Regions from separate parts of the Homo sapiens genome. Here all the other regions are linked to region 2. A link is a loop called in an ENCODE intact Hi-C map of the cell type or tissue named here. Cell type or tissue: MCF 10A. All regions are shown on one strand. Each heading gives the region's core, and the rest is flanking DNA. Links, peaks and the distances in the headings are about the cores only. Region 1 has its middle 76 kb from the start of CCDC190. Region 2 holds the start of LOC124904446 (a long non-coding RNA gene). Region 3 has its middle 32 kb from the start of CCDC190. Region 4 overlaps LOC127814295 (a long non-coding RNA gene).

Region 1 (5,500 bases), core at 1,728-4,227, 130 kb after region 2:
GGCTCGCAATGTACCATAGAGAATTTTAGGGAGACAGCTTCTTTACCTGTACTTTTACTATATCTAATTCATTCTAAGACTCAGGTGTAGTTCTTTGTGGGTTGGGCTGGTTTGCAGCCTGTACCTCTCAAAATCACTTCTCTTCTTCAACCTTGGCTTTCTGGCCTTGAAGGAGTGGATAACACTATTTTTTCTAGCATTCATTTTTTTCTTACCTACAGTTCATGGAGGCTTCTGAGTCCCTCATATATTGGGCCTCTTCTTCTCAGACCCATTTCATCACCACAACATATCTAAATCTTAGGGTGATTAAAGTTTAAATTCAAACTGAGACCTCTGATATGATTATATGAGATAAAGGCTGGATGATCTGAGGATGGGGAGCAAAAATTGAATCTGGTTGGAAGAAGCACAGTTTCCTAAAACCCTGACAGGAGGGAGCACTGTTTTGTGCTTTGGAAAGGCTAGAGGTCACAGCCCACCTCTGCGAAGTGAGACAGAAGGAGGAGTAGAAAGGAAGGAAAGAATAAAAAGAAGCCAGTCTTTTTCTTCTCTCTCTTTAGACATCCTATTGTACTTCTCCATTTTTGTCTCTCTCTAGGGGATCCTAGCCTGCCTATTAATAAATATTCCCTTCTGGAATTCTAGAATATCATAATCTACTTTCTTAAGTATTTCTACATAGGAAAACAAGCAAATCAATTAATATTTCATCACTGTTGCTAACACATGTAATTCAAGATCTCTACATATTTGTCCTGAGTTTCTAATCTCACTAGGATTTACCTTAGCACTGAGCGAGTATTCACTGGGATCAAAGAGCAGTTTGTCTGATTACTCTTTTCTAATTAGCATTTCTTCCAGTATAAATTTTTGATGCCCTCATCCCAGGAGTGTTTGATAATGCCTCTGTGTCTATAGGTTAACGTATTTCTTAATAAGATCCTCAATCCTGGTCCTTCCTACTTCTCCACATTCACTTCCACTCACTCCCAACATCCCCACAAAACAGCCTTCCCAAACCCCCAACACATATGCACTTCATGCACACATATGCACATGCACATAAGCTATCACCTGTGAAACTGCATAGCGCACCCTCTACTGGTTATTAGAGTTCAGAGAAGAGATACGTCTCTACAGTCTGGAAAGACTGGGAAAAGAGGGAAGTAACGTGTTAACGAGAATTAAGTCTGGGAAGTGGAGGTCAAAAGCTGGAGGGCCCTTAATGGTAGGATAGGGGTCTGTTTTAAGACAAGGGTTTGGGCAAGGGAATGAAGCAAGGAGAATTATACTAGGGAGACTGATAGGAATTGACTGTAATAATATAGTGCTGGCATAAGGAAGGAATTTGAGTTGCGGCAGGAGCATGGAGGTGAAATGTTATAAAGAATCAAGAAAACACAGATAAAGTTTACACAGACATCCCCATTGTTCTCAGGTACTCCTGAAGCAAAGTCCCCTCTGAGGCAGATATTCCTAATTGTTCCACTGCAGCCATCCTCCTCTTCATCCAATGAAGATGGATTTTGAGTTTTAGCTACACATATAATGAGTCTGAATATAGATTATATTCTCCACCACCCATTACCCCTAGGTGTGGCCATATGACCAAGTTCTGGCCAATGGGATGGGAGTGGAAGTAATGGAGAACTTCCAGGTCCTACCTTTAAAAGCAAGGGCCAAGAACAAAAATTTTTTAAATAAACAAATAAACTAAAAGCAAGGGCCATGCCTTTCACTTTCTTTCCCCCTTCCTCCAGTGGAATGAGGATGTGGTAGAGGACCATTGTGAACTATGCTGAAAAGGGCTACCCTGGGGCCCCTGCTTTTCCCAGAATGGAGCTGCCATACTAGTTTAGGTGTTTAAGAGTGTAAGAACTAAACTGTCTCATTTAAGTCCCTGTAATTATACATCTCTGTTTTGGGCAACTGAATCTGTAACCTGATTAATACACTTTTTAATCTCACAAGTAGAAAGCATTTTGAAAACAATAAGGTTTAAATTAATTTAAAATTGCACATTTTAAAAACAAAGAGATTTCACACATCAGAAACTATGTTAGGAATTCCACTATCTTATTTTGAAAACTGTGTTGATAAGTGTTAGTGTTAGTAGTAGTCAACACTACCACCCCCCGACTAGGTCTTCAGGGATCAGTGGAAGCCAAAGTTTCAGATAAGGAAGTTGCTTTTCCACTAGATAGAGAACAATCTAGAGTTTTTTTTTTTCTTCAGGTAAACTAAGAGGAACCGGATGGGAACAGAGATGAGAAAGATAAAGAGAAAAGCTGCATTGTGCAATTTTATTCTCTATGATTCTTCAGACATTTTCAGTGAAATACAATAAACCCAAAAATGTCTGATGTAAGTGCATTTTATTGGGTAAACCTGTTCAGAGGCCGAGTTTTCTGTCTAGATTAACAAAGCAGACAGCAGCTGCAGAAAAAAAGAGACAGAAAGCAGACAGAAACATGAGAGTGTAAGCCCATAGGTATTTACAGAAATTGAGTAGGTTTTTCCATTTTAAAACTATGGACATTTGGGACTGAATAATTCTTCGTTGTGGGGACTATTCTACGCATTGTAGGGTATTTAGCAACATCCCTGGCCTCTACCCACTAGCTGTCAATAGCCTTCTATCTCCTCCCAAGTCTTGACAATCAAGTTTCTAGATGTCTCCAAATGTTCCCGGTGGGGCAAAATTGCCCTAGGCTGTTCCTGGTGGGACTTATTGCCCTAATCCTCCAATTTATGTGTTATTGGGGGACACAAGTTTATGGGTCCCCCAATATGAAAATCATTGTTAAAGATGGGACTCAGATTGGCTCATTGAAGGAGAGAAGAGGAAAGGTAACAGACTTGACATTGGCGAATTCCTACCATTTGAGGTAGGAGGAGAAGCAGCTCAAAAAGACAAATTGTATATTACTTAGAAACTATTTTATGAGATTGGCCTAATGGCCAAAGATTTTTCTCTCTGGAGAAGAAAGAATGATGAAGGAAGTGTTAGGAAGAGAGAAGCAACAGGGCATGGGTGATTAAATACAAGGAATAAAAGACAGGGAGACTGCCTGCATCTGTTCCTTATCTGGCCAACTCAATCTATTATATCTCTAGGTGATCTGTCCAGAGCCCCATCCTCCAAGGCTATGTAAGGTCTTCCTGTCGTGTGTTTGAATATCTCTTTCTTCTAATTGGGAAATGATTCCACTTTATGGCAACTGCTTATGTGATGACCTGCCATCTGGATCCATGGAAGGAAAAAGCATGTCCACCTTACTCACTGTTGTATCTCTAGCACCTAACACATAGCTGGTTCATAGTAGATGCTCAAAAAACATTTGTTGAATGAATGAATGAGTAAATCAACAAACAAACTAATCTAATGTGACAGTATTTATTATCTTCATTTTATTGGTAAGAAAACAAACATATATAGGTTAGGTGATTTTCTTGCATAGGTTAAGGCCATATGACTAGTAAGCAGTAAAGTGTGACTGAGATCTAGACTTACATGATGTTAAATTTCAAGTCCTTTCCACAGTACTTCATCTATGTCTTGTTTTATAATGGCATTTTGGGAGTCTCCAGGGCCTCTCTGTTGCACAACTTTTAGTCTCAGCTACTCAGGAAGCTGAGGCAGGAGAATGGTGTGCACTCAGGAGGCGGAGCTTGCAGTGAGCCGAGATCGTGCCGTTGTACTCCAGCCTGGGCGACAGAGAGAGACTCTGTCTCAAAAAAAAAAAAAAAAAAGAAAGAAAGAAAGAAAGAAAGAAAGAAAGAAAGAAAGAAAGAAAGAAAGAAAGAAAGAAAGAAAGAAAGAAAGAAAGAAAGAAAGAAAAGAAAAGAAAGAAAGAAAGAAATGTAATTCTCACTGTGTGTGGTGGTTTTGGGGATGTGCAATGCAGGAGTCCTGAGCCTCTCACTTCTAAAATCTCCAACACAGGTGTTCCGGTTTCTGAGAACCTGACTTTTATCAGGCTCTACTCTATCTAAATATGATTCACACTCCAATTAAAATGCTGGCTAGATACACAGCTGAGTCCTTTCCACATATTCTCCTCCCTTCAAGTTCTTCCTAACTGAAAATTGGATTGAAAAGTAGCGAAAAAGGAAGTACAGGCAGTCTCTCTTTTACTAGCAGGCTATGTTCCCAAAGCTTATTTAAATGGATTGTTTGGAATTTATAACGTACTTTTTCCTTTAAAAAATAAAATAAAAACTGTTATAAGGAATAAATCAGTTTCCAGGTTAGACCATGGAGGTCATTTCACAAGTAGGTAAAATGAACTTCAATACAAACAGTCTTTGTTCAGGTGCCTAGAAGTTGAAATAAAAGTTTCCTAAGTGAGGTGACAGATCCAGAAAAAGCCTTAAACACGATGTTTGAAAACCTCTTGTCTTGTCTAATGTGCTAGAATAAAGGCTCAATAGACAATATACCCTGTTACAAAACTACTGGCAGAAAGAATGGTTTACCACAAACTTCTCTAAGACTCAAATCGTAATGTTTTCAAGACATTCTCCAAAATGTAATGCCTTACCCCAAAAGTTCTATACTGCATAATCAATCTTTCATTATTGAGGATTACATTTTGAAACAAACTTGACTTGGTAGTTTCATAAGAATATTACATTGATGCATGATTACCTTTCTGCCGACTTGCCATCTCACATGTGTGTCTAATATGCCTCTAAAAACATAAGGCCAAAACAAAATTCTCTAAATTTCCTCCTTAAATTCCTATCTGCCCTGCCCAAACCTCTTTTTTCTCTAAAACCATTCCCCTTTTCACAAAATGCTACATCATCCACTTTGGTTGCTCAAGTCAAAAATCTAAAATTCAGAGTTAATTGCTCTTTTTTCTTTATTACCCACCCTTCATATCCAAACCACAATAAAATTTTGTTTGTTCTACCTTCAATATGTGTTCTTAATCTGTCTACCTCTCTGCAACTTCACTGCTCCCAACATAGATACTGTTATCTCTCATCTGGACCATTGAAAAAGCCTCTAAACTCATTTCCCTGACCCCATTTTTCCTCTCACGTTTATCCTCCCTCCATTCCCTAGTATGGAAGAGCACGGGCTTTGGAGTAGAGGTACCAGGCATAAGCTACAGCCCTTTGCTATTAATGTAGCCTTCCCCAAATCATCTCGCCATTTCGTGTTGTTTCCGTTCAGCCCAGAGAGATGATCATTTGCACTCTCCATTTCATAAATCCAGTTCAGTGTTGTCCTGACTCTCACTGAGAGTGACCAGCCTTCAGTTTCCTAGGCTATTCAAGTGCAAGAAATCTACCAATCCTTTGAAAATATGTAACTTAGAGTCAAGCACACCATTGCATTCCAAACACAGAATCATCTTCTAAGTTCTAACTGCTCTATCATAACCAACTTGAATAAGTCTGCATTTGAGAATAACCTGATGAACAAAAATGTTGCTGTGAAACAGCATTCAATTGGAAGGTCCCAGTCTCCACAAAGCAAACTGTC
Region 2 (5,500 bases), core at 1,872-4,371:
AGGCTGTCAGTGGTCAAATCAAGCATGAAGTTCCTTGGATGCTTCTCCAGCAAGATCCATGGAATTTTACAAAACCAACTTTCCACAGGTTAGCATTTCTTTCTTAGCCTACATGGCAGTTAGTTCATTTTGCCCTGTTCAAATGTAGTATGAAAGAACAGAGATCAAAACACCCATGTAAGTACATACACATACTCTAGTTATGAGCACCTAGGGTCTTTCCCATCACTCTTGCAAAAGTGTGTGTGTGTGTGTGTGTGTGTGTGTATACATACACTCACACATACATATGTATACACAGACATCTATATACAGAAATAATGTATATGTGTGTCTAATGTATATATAATATATACACATAGACATACACACAAGCACATATCATAGCTCAACCTCATCTAAACATCTAGAGTCTGGAGAACGTGCTGGCCAACAGAATACATGTGCATGTGGATGTCATGTGACATGCACTAACCAACCATCCCGAGGTAAAACTGTTGGGAGGAGGAAACTGCCAACAATCTTTGAAAATCCAGACCTACCAGGCCATTATTTAGATATTTGCTCCCATGGAACCCTCAAAGAAACTTAGGAAAATTGGACTGGAATGGGGTCCCACCCTGATGAACACTCAAACACCAAAAGCTATATCTAGTTTATGCGTAGAAGTGACTCACACATGGCAGGCAGCATGAATATTAGGCTACAATGTGGATAAAGCACTGGAGCTTAATACAGATCAATATTTGGCCTCAGGTTTTCCAGAGCATAGAGTCTTGGCATTTCATCCCTCTGCCTTCAGGTGAGAATTAGGCACACTGAGGGACCAGGGAAGCACAGTCTGCTGAACTCTTGGCTCCTTTCTGCTTTTCTGCCCCACAGCTGGACGGGTTGACCAAATCAAGATAGAATCGAGACTTGAGGAAGCGGCGGTAGGAATCCTTCTCCATCAGGTTGAAAATCTTCTTCTGGGCCTCATCAAAGCAGGTTATTGTAGGCTCTAGCATGTTCCGGCTTGTCTCTTCCCTGGTGCAAGAATCCAGGTTCACCTGAGGGGCAAAGGCCAAGGCTTCATTAGACCTATATCCCTGTTGAGGATGCAAGCCTGTATGCTTTGTAGTGACTTGTAAGTGGCAGTGCACCCTCTGTATTTCAGAAGCAAAAAACAAAAGTGACATTGGGGTCCTCCTTGGCACATGTGAGAGAGTATGAAAGGTTCAGAATGAACCTTTCTGCTTTAGAGAGAGCAGGGCAAGATCTTCTGTTCTGTCTAACAAATTGGGGAGATTCATCAGAAAAATTCATGCAGGGAGGTTATGGTAAGCCACATGGATAAAAGAGATTTTTTAAAAAACTGATTTATTTGGGGTTGTCAAGATTATGATAGTCAGCTCCACTATTCTAGGAACCTTCACTAAGATCCAGAGAGTTCTCTGCCATAAAAGCTTACCTTTTTGGTCAGGTTGGCTAATGGGTAGAAGGAATAGATAGAAAGTTGGGTAGAGGGAATAGGTTCTAGTGTTTGATAGCACATTAGGGTGATATAGTTATCAATAGTTTATTGTATATTTTAAGATAGCTAGAAGAGGAGATTTGGAATGTTCTCAACACGTAGAAATAATAAATGTTTGAGATATGTATATAGCAATTGCCCTGATTTGATTGTTATCACATTGTATGCATGTATCAAAATATCACACATACTCCATAAATACGTACAATTTTTATGTATCCATAAAAAACCTACCTCTTTGGTTGCCTGGACTGAGATGAATTCATTATAGATCTTTTTGGCCTTGGGACTTAGTTTAGATGGTGATTTGATTTTCTTGTACTCTTCACAGCTGATCCAGAAGTCAATATTCTCCTCACTATATTCAGACTTCAAGAAAGCTTTGAAAGCTGCCAGCCCACCTATGATACAGGAGAAAGGACCACAGTTGTCATCACACTGGTTGGCCTCTTGGATATGCTATTTCACATAAAGCTGAGGTACTTGGGGGATAAAGCATGGATTCAAGCAATCCCTTTTTCCCCTGCTTTTTTCAAGTCACCTGGAGTCAGGTAACCCTAATCTGTGTTTGATATCCAGTGGTTCCCAGTTCTACCTAATGATTCTTACTCAAGTTGGAAGCCTCTTTCAAGGAAGTATTTTGCTTCTGAAATGCCTATGCAGCTATCAATTACCAAGGTCAATTTGGGAAAGAGAAACTGAGATTGATTTTGCAAGAAGGTATTGATATTTATCATTTTTTTTCTCTCTTCCGTTTTTCCTTGTGATGAGAGAGATGGTTTTCCACATGGTTCCTGCATAAACTTTTCATTGTATATCACAAAGCTCTAGGGCATATTAAAATTTTAAACAGACTGAATTTAAGACCTAAAGAGTCTCCTGAGTCTGAACATCAGAAAGAAGCCAGGCCTTGCTGCAGTTTCTATTAGACCAGCATAATATAACTTGTCTTATCCAGAGTACCTCATCCCAGGTTGCTGTCAGACTTACATTCATGACTAATCAGGTTTTCCAGTGATTCAGCCCATTTCTTGACTTCCTCTTGGCTCACTCTAGAAAAAATAGAGAGAAACAGAATAATTGGAATGCCATGGTAAAAAAATTGGGGCAAGAAATCTAAGATCCTGAATGAAGGCAAAGATTTTATTTTCCATCGTTATGACAAAATATGTTATTGATGAGGGCAGTTTTTCACTAAATGTATAGAAATTTCAAATGTAGTTATGATCTCCATGAAAATGGAGGCTATCTTGATCCAAATCTGGCTTAACTAGGAGCACAAGTTCCTTCTCACAGAACATCCCCATCATCAGATAGTTAATACTAAGTACATCTTCACCAAGGCCTTTTCTCTTACCTCTGGCAAATAACCACTTTGTCCTTCTTGTTGTGGGAAGAATTGTGTTCACAGGAATCAGATTTTTGCAGCAGGAAACCTAGCCGATGTTTCATATCTTTTGCACTGCACAGAAGAGAAAAAAATGAATAAATAGTAATAACCAGCTTTCTTTAAAAGATACCTAATGGTAGAGCTTGAAGAGTCCATTACTAGTCTATGGCTCAGAGACAGTTTAGGGAACGGGAGTTGGAGTTGGCATGACCTCTGAGGAAAACAAGATTCCTCTTGGTTCCCTATGACTTGCTACAAAACCTTGAGGCAGTCATAACACCATTTCCTTCATCCACAACTGGAATTCTGACCCTTCAGTTTACCTCAGAAACCTGAGAAGCCTTTATATGCCCGTCATTTTGACCAACCGAATATCTTTGGTATCTTCAACAGAACCTGAATCACTGAACACATGAGTGATCTCTGAGTAATTTTTAGGAATCAGAAAGCAGTAGCGGCAAAAGATGCACATCCTTGCTGCACGCCACCTTCTGGCAGGTGATTGCTATTTCCATCTGTTCCCCTGCTGGCAGAGGGAACTGTAGAAGCACCTCGGGAAAGTAAAAGTCTATTCAGTTCCAGCCATGTATGTTGGGGGGGGGGGGGGGGGGCAAGCAGTTCCTGCTGTGAGGTATAGAGGGAGAATACACTGAGGTGCACAGTTCCAGCAGAGGGAAATGGAGCATGGGATGGCGAAAACAAATGCCCAAGCTGAAACCTCAGCTTCTTGGGGCTTCTTTCTAGACAATATCTGCTGCTGCTGCTTTCCTTCTTAATAGCTACTTTAAAGGACATACACACTCTAAAGGGCATTTGAGGCTTAACAGCTATTAGGAGAAGCAGGCTAGAGTCATCACTGAGCTTCCAGTTTATTGCCACCATTTAATAGGTAGCCAGGGCACATTAGAGCTCCTGACTAACTAGAAAAAGGGGGTCTTTTAATAAGCCTTAAGCTCAACTCTCTTACTTTTTATTAAATATCCTCTTGCTTGCATCTCTTTTTATTAAAAAAGTCAAGAAATAGTTTAAAAAGAGAAATACCATTTTAAAAGAAATGAATAACTAAATGTGTCTATTTGGAGTAGGGAAAATAAAGCCTCAAAGATATAAAGACATTTAGGATGGCCACTAATACATTTATGTATGTAGGTTTTCCCAGAAAGTTTGAATTCCATTATGTTCTCTGACTGTCCCTTAAATAGTATTTTCTCTTCCTCGCAAGATTACTTTCCCTCCTCTGCTTCCCTGACTGATGACTGTTCAGGGGATGCAACATCCTTTTTGATTATAACAAGATACAATCCTGAATGTTAGGGTGATTCCAAGGTGATAATGTAAATATATCATGAAGTCCAAATAGAAACGAATTCATATTTCTATGTGCTGGATCCACCTGAGATCCTAGAGTTATTAATCAATGCAGGGGGTAAGTGTGCTTAGCAAGTATTCTTATAATAAAACCATAAAAATAAAAAACAAAATGACTTCAGAAGTTACTGGAGTCAGGAATTCTAGATTTGGTCCTAACTCACCCACCACCTATGTGACCTTGAGAAGGCAATGGCTCCTCTGGAGCCTCAGGCACTGGTGGTAAAGATGTTGGACTAGATGATTTGCAATTTATTGAGGAGGAAAGGGAAGAGCAGTTCATCCTGCTGACATAGAGTTTACCTCCTTAGATTAGCTGCTTAACTCTTTGAGGACAGAGCTCTAGTATTATCTTTTATCTGTTTTGCAAAATATTTACCAGAGCATAACTTTCTCCTGACACTCTTGTATTTTTGTACGGTTCATTTCATATGCAAGTTAAGTGAAGCTTGAAGTAATTTGCTCCACTCCATTCAGAAAATTAAGCGTGAAGGTCAGAGGAACTTATTTCATAGATACTCTCTGCCAGACCCTCCTGCTTCATTTTAAAGAAGCCATCGATACTTCCATACTCCTGAATGACAGAATATTTGGAAAGTAAATGTTTTAATAGTACATAAAAAATTATGTTTTCTGAGATTATTTCCAAAATAAAATTTGTGGTAATTTCTATTTGCAGTGCGATAAGAAAGCAGGTAGTATACCTTTAGGTTGACTTTTTACCTTTGACTGCAAGATTAAGTAATGTAATATGCACTCATTTTGTGTTTAATTTTCAACTGGCTAATATATGATCTTTCTCTGAATGCATTTCTTTATACCTTTTTTGAACAAACCAAAAACAAATGAATAGCTGTATGTCTGTAAGGTCTTTTAAAAAAATCAAGGGAGTATATTAACAAAACAATGTCTTTAAGATGAGATCTTCTACAAAACTATTAACTGATTTGTAATGATCAATATTTCTCAACCAAACTCATATGAGACACTTCAAGAACTAGAGATGGGGCAGAGAGATAAGGAAGATCTGGCTTTAAAACTCATATCTCATTGTAACATTTGCTTATAAGAACATAGAGAGTGAAAGTTACTGCACCACCACACGGAAAGCATAGTGCCTTTCTGATGATGGAGCCAAACCTCATTCTGGGGTACCTTTCCTGAAACAAGTTGTAGCATACAATCAGAAAGCCCAGAGCCAGGCTTCTATGTACTCCAGGGATGCTCAA
Region 3 (5,500 bases), core at 1,161-3,660, 180 kb after region 2:
AGCTACAAATGCATCTTTCACAATAAAAATTTGAAAAATACAGAAATGTATATGGAAGAAAAAAATCAACAGTAAGTCCACCAGTTAAAGATAATTCTTATTATTTTTGGTGTATTTATTTAGGTACAAGTATAGTTTTTATAAAATGAGGGTCATACACTATATAGAAATTTGATTTCTGATTTTTTTAATTTAATATTAAGCCATGAAATTTTAGCTCTATATCATTACATAGTCTTCAAAAACGTAATCTTAAAGGGCTACATAATAGATGTAGTATTATATAAATATTGGAATGATAACCATTTCAACAATTCAGGAATGAACCAATAAAAGAAAAATTAATGAATTAAGATGTGCATGTTTAGGATATTTTCAAATAACTCTTCTAACAGATAATAGTAATTTCTACTTCCGCCAACTGTGTTTGAGAGCACTTGCCTCAAACTAAATATTTTCTTTTAATCTCTACCATTCTGGAAGGTGACAACTGGCTTATTGTTAGGAGCCTTTTATATACCATGGAATTGCCTTGGAATGCTAGTGCACAAGAGGGATGTCTCAGGATTTAAGAAAATCCCTTAAAGTCTTCAAGTCCTCAACTGTTCCAATCCCGAGAAAATTAGACATTCGTCCCAGATTCCCATTTATACCAAAGCAAAAAACCATTGTCTTCCTTCTCTAAGTGACTAAAGCCCCATCCAGGACAAATGGTCTATCACACTGTGGGTTATTGTGATTCAGAAAAGTTGTATATTCTCTGATCCTGTCTCCTGAGTAGAAAGCCTAAGTTTAGATCTGAACAAATTTGAGAATTGCAGAGTTAATTAGAAGGTAAAGGGTGGAGGAGAGGAAAGCATAGAGGACAGGGAGGAAAAAGAAAAAGAAGATATTTGTTGGGTCTCATCTCTTATCATTTGTCCCAACGAATCTGAAGAAGCCCCATGGCTGACACGGAAGTCAGGCTCCAGCCAAAACTTAAAATGGAAGTCTCATTTAGAGAGTGGTTGTTTAATCAAGAAGGTATGCTTTCTCCACACTTAATAACAACTATGGAGTAGCCATGAGATTAAGCAGTGTCAAAAAGGGATGGTTGAGGGTCATTAAACCAAGACAGTCTCCAGGTCTTTCTGGTGAGTGGATTCTTCCTCTGAGCTGTTAAAGAAATCATTTACCATCACCAAGCCTCAGAGTTTTCATTTGTAAACAAAATGGAAGAAGAAAGGCAGAAGAAAATAAAAACAGCATTTATCAAAGGCTTTCTATACATCAATCACTATATATATGTATATATACAACATATAATCTAATTTGATCTTCACGGCAACCCTATATTATTATTCTCATTTTACAGGTGAGAAACTGAGGCTCACAGAAAAGTTCAGAAAATTAACATGGTTACACAACTAGGAAGTAAATGCAGAGCCAGGATTTCAATGTAGTTGTCTAATTCCAAAGCTCATGTGCAGTCTACAAAATTCTGATGTTACCTTGAGCAAAGCATTTAACTTCTGAAGACTTGATTGTCCTATTTTTAATATAAAACAAACAAAAGTAATTACTCAGAGTTATCAAAGGTAGGGACATCCTTTATTTCCCTGAAATATAGGAGGTTATTTGTAAATGTGATTATGGTGATGCTTTTGTATTTGTAGAGTTGTAACATGAGAGAGTCTGTGGCTCAACATTTAATTTAGTCCTATAATTACCTATTTATAGCACAGGAAACCAGCATGGTCTATAAATAGTGGGTACTAAAATCTTTTTGTAGAAATTCATAAATTGAAATTTAACTAAATACTTAAATATGCTTGTGTTTCCATCAGTGATTATTCAGTTAAAACAATGCAAGTCTGACACGACAACTGGAGTCAGAAGTATTGTGAAATGCAGGAAGGGGAAGGAAACCTACAGTGGGCCCAGCCTTTGATCTCTGTGACCTTTTGTCCCTTCCATTTACCAACTGCAGTTCTCTGTCTCTTTTCCTCCTCCCATTGAAACCCACTATCAAGAGATCTAGCATCAGGTATTTACAATTAAGGATACATTTTAAACAGCATGCTATCAGGTATTTAAATTATTTGTTCCTTAGCTTAGCGATCTCTGGGTATTTAAATTATTTGTTTTTAGCTTAGCGATAGGAGGTACAGAAGCAGAGGAGAGAAAGGGATGAAGGAGTGAGAGAAAGGGAAAGGGACAAGAAGATGGGCTTTGTTTTTTATATTGACAATGATGTTACAGTTAAATCAACCCCCAACACCTGAGATCAGGAGAGAAGGTGGTTAGGAAGTAGGGAGCAATTCTGTTCTTCTTTTCTCCCACTAGAAAGATTGCAGACATTGTGCAAGAATGTGGGTTGGAGACAATGTGATGTAATGGGATGAACACTGGCTTTACATTCTAAGACCTGGGATTTGATTCTTACTCTGCCACTCTCTAGCTTCAAACATTAGGCAAATTACCCTTCTTATGGGGGCTTTTATTTATTCAACTGCAAATTTAGGAGGTCGAAGTCACAACTTCTAAGGACCTTCATACTTCGATTTTCTATGATTCTAGTACTTGAGCACTTTTAGAATGACAGGATGTAGATTAATTATTATTTTGCTTGAAATGTATAAATAAACAGGTTTATACAACAAGAAGAATACTTTCAAGCCAAATTCCAAAAGTATACTTCCTCTTTTCTGGTACGTGGAATAAATCCTTGCATGCTGAGATTAAATTATTGTTGTTTTTCTCACCAACACTCCTACCTATCAGTACACGTCATTTCCACCTCAACCTGGGGACACCTCCTTTTCCCCACACAGCTCCCTTCACCCCTACCACCCACTACCTTGCAAGTAGCCTCCTCTCCTCACTGGGCATTAAAATGAGACTGAACTCTGCGTCTTGAGTTGCTTGGCACAAAGCAGAGTGTGAAGGGGAAGGGGATGGTGGTGCCTCACACCTCACAGGATTCCTGGGGATTTAGCAGGGTCTTGTGCATGCAAACTGCAAAGCGTACACAAGGGAATGATATAGGAGTTTAAAAAAATATTGAGGCAGTTAGTGAGGGTACAGGAGTCCTCAGTAATGTTTCTCTTTTTATAAAAAAGCAGCCCCCAAATCATTTCTTTTCTAACAAAAAGCAGCCTAGGCTGGGTGCAGTGGCTCATGCCTGTAATCCCAGAACTTTGGGTTGCTGAAGTGGGTGGATTACCTGACGTCAGGAGTTCAAGACCAGCCTGGCCAACATGGTGAAACCCCGTCTCTACCAAAAATACAAAAAATTAACCGGGCTTAGTGGTGGGTGCCTGTAATCCCAGCTACTCAGGAGGCTGAGGCAGGAGTATCACTTGAACCCAGGAGGCAGAGGTTGCAGTGAGCTGAGATCGCACCATTGCACTCCAGCCTTCCAGCCTGGGTGACAAGAGTGAAGCTCCATCTCAAAAAAAAAAAAAAAAAAAAAAAAAAAGCAGCCTAAAAAATCAAGCTGCAAGCATAGATAAGCAAGCTAAAAGCTTGTAGCTATGCCAATAGAAAATGGATACCTGGAAGCCAGGTATGTTTAACATAGAGATTTTCTCTACCCTTTTCTTTGTAGCCACATGTACAGGTGTCGTGGTGCCAGCCAGGTAAAGACTTCATTTGCATAGTAAAAGATTAGGGTGGGATAGCCATCCCCTTCTCTGGCTATGTAAACAGCACACCTGGTCCAACCAATCCACTATGCCCTGTGTAAATCAAACACCACCTCCTCAAGCTCCTCTATAAAACCAACCGCATCTTGCCCCAAACCCTGAAACCCACTTGGGTCCCCTTCACCTGCACAAGGAAGCTCTCTCTTCTTTCTTTAGCCTATTAAACTTTCCGCTCTTAAGCCTACTCCTGGTGTATCTGTCTTCCACCTTCTTAGTACAAGACAATGAACCTCAAATATTTCCCCAGAAAAATGATGCCGCTTCAGGAAAACTAGAAGGAATGACGGTGACAAGGAGAAGACATGCCATAGAGTTTTTTACTCTCTGTTTCAATAAACACCCCCTATTATTTAACGTTGAATATGTATGTAACAGAGGATTCTGTACCTGCCGCTGTCCTGTTCCTTTTGTGTCCTTTTATCCCCTTTTCCTCCAGCTGTCTAAGGTTAGAGTATTACCTTTGTGTGGAAATTTGTTGGTGGCCATGTGGCTTCACTGCTTGACATAAAAAGCCATGTTTGCTTTTTTTTTAATCTTACTAAGCAAAAATAAACATCTCACCCTTTTGGATAAAAAGACTCTGTGACTCTTTCAATCACTCAGGCATTGTGCTAGTGTGAACTCATCATGGGCCCAAGTTTCATGGAGCTGCAGTCGGGTGTTGCATTCCATTCCCACTCTTTCCAAAAGTGTTCAACCTCTCTGTGCCTCAGTTACTTCTGTAAAATAGAAATAAAGGCCGGTGCGGTGGCTCATGCCTGCAATCCCAGCACTCTGGGAGGCCAAGTTGGGTGGATCACAAGGTCAAGAGATCGAGACCATCCTGTCCAACATGGTGAAACCCCCTTGCTACTAAAAATGCAAAAGTTAGTTGGGCGTGGTGGCAAAGGCCTGTAATTCCAGCTACTCAGGAGGCTGAGAGGCTGAGGCAGGAGAATCGCTTGAACCCAGGAGGCAGAGGTTGCAGTGAGCCAAGATGGCGCCACTGCATTCCAGCCTGGTGACAGAGCGAGACTCCATCTCAAAAAAAAAAAAGAAAAAAAAACCAAAGAAATAAAAATATTACCTACTATAGAATATGGTAACAATTATAAGATATAATTCAGCTAAAGTGCTTATAACAGTATCTATCACATAGTAAATATGTACTAATTAAGGAAAATCCCCAATTGCCTTCCTCAGATTGCAATATTTTGGCAATTATAAGACAGTAATCTGAATGGTGCCAACAGCCCCCAGGTCTCTCAGTTGACCTGCAGCATATGCTAATACCAGGCAAATCACCTACAAAACCACCTAAGCATCCTCCAGGTACTGACCCGACAAACTCAAACTATCACCGTCTTCATGAGACATAGCCATAAGCTGAGCCTCTGCCAGCTCTCAAGCCACAGCCACTCTAAATCCTTCTGATAGTCCATTCCTCTGGGCTCCCTTCCTCTCTTGATAGCACCCTGGACCTCCCCTCTCCTTATGCCTATTCTCTTCCCTTCCCGGCTGACAGCTCTTATCATAGTTGTGTAAGTGCAGGCTGCTGAGGGAAGGAGAGAAGTTGGCTTCTCTCCCAAGGCAAACAATTAGCGAAGCATTAACTTCTCTTAATGGGCAAAGCAACATTAAGCAGATGGAAGCCCAGACCCAGGTCACTTTGCAGAGAGCCAAAGCTGTGATGGGTCTGCCAGTGTTCATATATGACCTCTAAATTGAAACTTAATTGGCCATTAATGGAATTCATCTAATTAAAAACACTTGTAATTAAGCATGAAGAAGAAAAAGAGCCTGAATTTTGGACTTGGAGAAAGCAAAACTACATT
Region 4 (5,500 bases), core at 1,565-4,064, 240 kb before region 2:
GCCACATATATCCACCTGTCTTATTTGTCTGTCTCAGAAAATGAAATGTACTTCCTCCACCAATGTATGACCACTGTTTCTTGTTCTAGACCTCTCTTTTGCATTTGGTATCATTGATTAAACCCTCCTTGAAACTCGTTTTGCATTTCTCCCATCTTTTTCTACCTGTCTCATGCTTCTTGGGGGTCTTTTTTTCTCTGCCTACCCATTAAATAGTATTTCCCAAAGTTCCAACCTTGAGTTGTTTTCTGTCTGTATCTTCCCTGTGAGCACTGTCCACTCATTGTTTTAACCTATTTGCTCATGGATTCTAAAACTACTGCTATTCCTGACCTGTTCCTTGAAGTTCCGACTTTCGGGAGGCTCACGAGCCCTTCAAACTCTAATTTGTCCTTTGCTTTCATTTGTACTCCCAATTCTATCTCATCTCACTGCTTTCAGCCATAACTACTACCACCCCCACCTACACCGCCAAATCCATCTTGTAAGTAGCAGCCAGAATGACCAGTCTCAAATGTAAATCTATTTCACTTGCCTCCTTAAATTTCTAATCTTCCTCTGCAGTCACCTTCAAGATAGTCCAACTCCATGGCCTGGTGTGCTAGGGTCTTCATTATCTTGCCACTGTTTTCCTTCCCAGTCTTGTTTCCCTTTCCAGTACCATCTCCCATCCTACCCACTTCGCATTCATGAGGCTGCTTTACACCTGAGACCTTTTGCATTCTTGTTGACTTTGTCTGGACTATCTTTATTTTCTTTGGCTGACTCTTCCTTATCCTTACTAATTTTTTAGGGCTCTTGCAAGAAGCCTTTCCTTGTTCCATAGTCTGAGTTAGTTGACTTTTCTCTCTGCTTTCTTGACATTTGTGGGTTCATTCAGAAAATATTCATTGAACCCTTATTTTGTGCCAGACACTGAGCTAGATACTAGAAATATAATAATGAACAAGCAAATATGGCAATAACCAATCTAATAATTTCCTGACAGAGTTTACATTCTCATAGGGAAAAAAGAAAAAAAAAAAGGCAGTTCAGTCTTATTGGCTCCATGCTTGATAATAGCTAGGAATTGAAAGGGTAAAAAACAAGTATTCTAGATAGAGGCTAACAATGTTTATGAAGAAGAACACAGTCTAGGAACTGAGAGATTCTAGACAGGGGTGGAGAGGTAAACAGGGACCAGATCATGAAGAACATTAGTGATGATGTCACAAAGTTTGGACTCCTTCTTAAGGCTAATAGTAACTTTGAATGGTTTCAACATGATTAGGTTAGTATTTAGATGATGAATCGCTACTCTGAGAAAAAGAACTCAAAGGGCAGCAATACCAGCAAGAAGGAAACCAGTTAGGAGATAATTGTAGTAATCCAGGGAAAGAAAGATGGCAGTTTATACTGGGGCATTGCCAGTGTGGATAGAAATAGATCTCAGAAGAATTTTAGGAAGTAGAAGTGGCAAAACTTGGTGACTGAATTGTGAGGGCAGAAGTGGGAGAAATCAAGGATAGAGTTTCTTAAACAAGCTTTGGTGAAGACAGGGACTACCCTATTTGCTGTCATGTATCCACAGCTTAGCACAAATCTTTATACGCTGGAGATGCTTGATAAGTACGAGTGAAATTTTCTGGCTTGAGTACCCAGATAAATGGGATGCCAGTCTCTGATTTAGGTAACACAGAGGCAGACTCACTTGGGAGGTAACTGGTGATTCAGTTTTAAACATGTCTAGCTCAACATGCCTGTGAAACATACACATGACAATGTCCAGATACATGGCAATTGGATGAATGATTCTGAAACTCAAAAAGAGAGGTCTGAGATGGATTCTTTGCATACTTACAAAAAAAAAGTTTATGTTATATTGAAATGATCTGTTTTGTGCCTGTCTCCACTATTATACAGGGCTGGTTCTTAATGACCTTTGATGCTCCAACACCTAACACCATGCCTGGTACAAACTGCACACTCAATTAGTATTTGTTGTTGAACTGAACTCCTTTTGAGACATGATGCGTCTAACAAAGTAATAGTAGTAGCCTCTGAGGAGGGAAACTAGCAGGTCAGAGTGAAAAAGAAATTTTCTTTTTGTTGAATATATTTTAGTTCTTTTTGCCTTTTCCTCCAATGTATTTCTATTTCCTGAGAAATAAAAAGATGACATAAAAAGTGTTCTATTAGATTTTTGTGGACTTAATACCGAAAGCAATATTCCAACTATGTTCTAGTCACTATAGAGTGGAATATTAAAATGCTATCTGATATTATATCATATTAGCTTTTTTTTTTTTTGAGATAGGGTCTCACTGTGTTGCCCAGGCTGGTGTCATCATAGCTTACTGCAGCCTCAAACTCCTGTGCTCAAGCACCACATTACGTTATTGATTGGTTTACAAATTCTATGGTTGTATTATTGATGCCATCATTCAATTCACTTATATGAATTATGAACAGTAATAGCAAGATGAAGTGAAATTATGAACACACATTTTATATTAAGGGCATGAGACAAAATCTTTGAAACTATGTACTGTATTATGCGATATATACAAAATCTGCAAAAGCAAACAAGTGTCATTGTTTTATACCTGCCTAATGTTTCATATGAGAGGAAATAATGATACGTCTCTCCTATCAGCCAACATTTCTAGCTTGCTGACATAGGTAGCATTTAATATGCAAAACCCTTTAATCACAAATATCAGAAAGCACATCTTAACTGTAGTTATAAATGGGTAAGTAAAAATGCGTAATGCTTTTATATATTTTTGAGTTAGTATTGTAGTGTATAATTTTATATAAATGGTTGAGGCCATAGATATTTTGAAAGTACGCTAGTATTTAAAGAAAATGGTAAATTCTAGTAACACTTTTGAATATACAGCATATTCACTGGGTGGCGCTGTTGCATTAGTGTTAACCTTACATAGTTTGAAAGTTTTATTTCATTTTCATTCATAAAAGTAAATTAGAGTGATAAACATTGAACACAATGTTCTGGATGAAAAAAATTAGATTCTAAATTTATTGGCATTAGAATACATGTTTAGAGCCCAGGGTTAAGAAGAAAAATAGCGTTGAATTCAAAATAGCTATCTGCTTTTTATTACCCTTTCATCATTACAAGCCTGTTAATCCACTTGACTTCTCAGCTGTGTTCATCTTTATTAGTGGATTTCAGAACTGAGCTGTACATTTGCAATACAGTATCTTTGTTAAGGACTCGCATGGAATTCTTAGTTTGGAACTATAAAGTACCTATTCTTTGCTAATTTGTGATGAGCTCTAAACAAGATCCAAGGAAGCAAAAAGTTGCTATATTAAACTCTAACCTCTCTAGTATCATTTCCCCAACTTTCACAGCAAACTCTATTATTTTAATATAGTTAGTATAGAGAACCTTAGGAATTATCAGCTGAAACAAATTAGATATTCTTAAAATTTTTTGGTCAATGTGACTTTTTAAAATTCAGTTTTCTTTTGTAGAGATGGGGTCTCACTATGTTGGCCAGGCTGATCTCGAACTCCTGGCCTCAGGCAGTCCTACTGTCTTGGCCTCCCAAAGTGCTGGAATTACAGGAATGAGCCAACATACCCGGCCTAACTTCAATTTTTATATTCTGTATATTTTCAATATTAGTATTACAATATCCAGTGCTATTTTTCAGTTATTTCAAATGAGTTAATGAGATTCTCAGGAAAAATACTGATCTTAATGTAGTCTAATTTTATTTGAATAGTTTTTGGGGCACAGGTCCTTTTTGGTTACATGATTGAATACTTTATTAGTGATTTCTGAGATATTAGTACATCTGTCACCCGAGCAGTGATTGTACTCTAATTTTTAATTAGTTAGTTATAACACATTTTAGAAGGGTGTCTTAGTTCGTTCAGGCTGCTGTAACAAGCTGCCACAAACTGGGTACCTTAAAAGCAACAGAAATGTATTTCTCACAGTTCTGGAGGCTGGAAAGATCAAGGCCCTGGCAGCTTTGATGTCTGGTGAGGGCTTGCTTTCTGGTTCATACATGGCATCTTCTAGCTGTGCCCTCGCATAATGGAAGGCATGAATGAGCTTTGTTGGACCTCTTTTTTAAGGGCACTAGTCCCATTCATGAAGGCTCCCCTGTCATGAATTAATCATTTCTCAGAGGCCCCACCTCCTAATATCACCTTGGGAGTTGGAATTTCAAAATATGAATTTTGGGGAGACACAAATATTCATGCCATAGCAGAAGGGGAATTTTTAAAAAATGAAACTCATAATAACTATCATAAATCAGAAAAATTTGGGGATAAGTAGGTTTTTTTTGTTGTTGTTGTTGTTGTTTTGTTTTGTTGGTGTTTTGTCACAGTTCTGGTGCCATGTTATCATTCTCATGAATTCTTTATGATAGTGATTTATATTGTCTAGAGTACATTTTCTAATATGGACCCTTAGGAGAAAATCACTTCTAAGTTCTCTATATCTTTTTCAAATCCTGTTTTCTCAAAAAGGGGTCTAAGTCTATGCATTTCTATATAAGTACCAAGTAATATTATCTCATTTCATCTTTAGTCTTTGGAAAAATCAGCTGCCAGTTTTTCTTTACTCTTTATTAAGCAAATTCAACCTGGTAAACACAGTTTGACCATATATATTCAAAATTATTACCTGAATATTGTTCCTAGGACAATCCATTAAGATAATTTCCATTTATACACCTTTATACAATATTTTATAATAATGATAGTGCATATTTGCAGAAGATGTACCAGATGCCAGGTGTTCTCCATGTATTACCTCATTTAATTATCACAACAACTGCATGAAGTAGTTTCTCTTCCTATTCCATTTATAAACACACACACACACACACACACACACACACACACATATATATCTTATTTACTTTAAAGAAAACTGGAACAACTAGCTCAAGGTCACATATCTAGGAAACCAGGAAGACAAAAGTTGAACCCAAGTAATTAATGTTAGAAGCTCTGTCCCTAGCTCCTCTACTGTGCTTCCTAATCTCAAACGCTTACACTGGTGGAGGCAGTGTTAATTTTTGTAACCTGTGCAGCAGACCCTTTTTATGTTCTACAGATTTTATCCCTGAATCCTTCTAGAAAGGATTGTATCCTTAGATACCTACTATTCTACCACTTCCCTACAGTACAACACAAAAGATATAGACCTATGAAGGGTTCCTCAGTTCTGTGGGGAAGGGTTTAGTTGGTTGGATACTTTGAATTTCTTTGCTATGCTTTGTTGTTCAAGGGATTATGTGTCTCTCTCCCTCCATAAGCCTTTGGGTGGGTTGGCAGTCTTACACAGACCTTCTAGGCCTTCAGAGATGCCCTACATATGTATTGTCTCATTCCTGACTCTATTTTATTCCTCTGGAAGCCTCTAGGGTCTCTCCCATCCCTTTCTTTCCTAGAATCTCCTATCACTCCAAAGAGAGAATAAAGTTCTCTCTCAGTTTTCTTCCTTTGTGTTAAATATTTCACAGCTTAG

What was found. Peaks named below come from ENCODE experiments on the same cell type or tissue, not always from the same donor. Only the 100,000 strongest peaks of a DNase experiment are listed, where the experiment ranks them.
Region 1: a loop joins it to region 2, with 2.7 times the contacts of the local background. A loop is called at or near these places in 2 of 110 quality-filtered maps.
Region 3: a loop joins it to region 2, with 3 times the contacts of the local background. A loop is called at or near these places in 4 of 110 quality-filtered maps.
Region 4: a loop joins it to region 2, with 15 times the contacts of the local background. A loop is called at or near these places in 72 of 110 quality-filtered maps.

Annotation. Positions count from the first base shown.
Region 1 is chr1:162,934,834-162,940,333 of GRCh38, reverse strand. No RefSeq gene overlaps it. Among named protein-coding and RNA genes, the nearest start is that of CCDC190, 76 kb to the right of the region's middle. In MCF 10A, for the core only: no CTCF peak of the experiment used is centred there; no DNase peak of the experiment used is centred there.
Region 2 is chr1:163,069,870-163,075,369 of GRCh38, reverse strand. RGS4 (regulator of G protein signaling 4) reads right to left here. Exons shown (of 5, transcript NM_005613.6): 2 at 2,871-2,975; 3 at 2,504-2,565; 4 at 1,748-1,914; 5 at 1-1,049. The coding sequence ends at 810. It overlaps LOC124904446 (a long non-coding RNA gene), which reads left to right and starts at 1,914. Exons shown (of 2, transcript XR_007066703.1): 1 at 1,914-1,992; 2 at 2,093-2,372. In MCF 10A, for the core only: a CTCF peak has its summit at 3,385 (motif pointing left); a DNase peak (open chromatin) is centred at 3,389.
Region 3 is chr1:162,889,949-162,895,448 of GRCh38, reverse strand. No RefSeq gene overlaps it. Among named protein-coding and RNA genes, the nearest start is that of CCDC190, 32 kb to the right of the region's middle. In MCF 10A, for the core only: no CTCF peak of the experiment used is centred there; DNase peaks (open chromatin) are centred at 1,908 and 2,348.
Region 4 is chr1:163,313,373-163,318,872 of GRCh38, reverse strand. The region is part of intron 2 of LOC127814295 (a long non-coding RNA gene); the gene reads left to right. It also overlaps a transcript of RGS5 not described here. Among named protein-coding and RNA genes, the nearest start is that of NUF2, 5.8 kb to the left of the region's middle. In MCF 10A, for the core only: a CTCF peak has its summit at 2,940 (motif pointing right); a DNase peak (open chromatin) is centred at 2,902.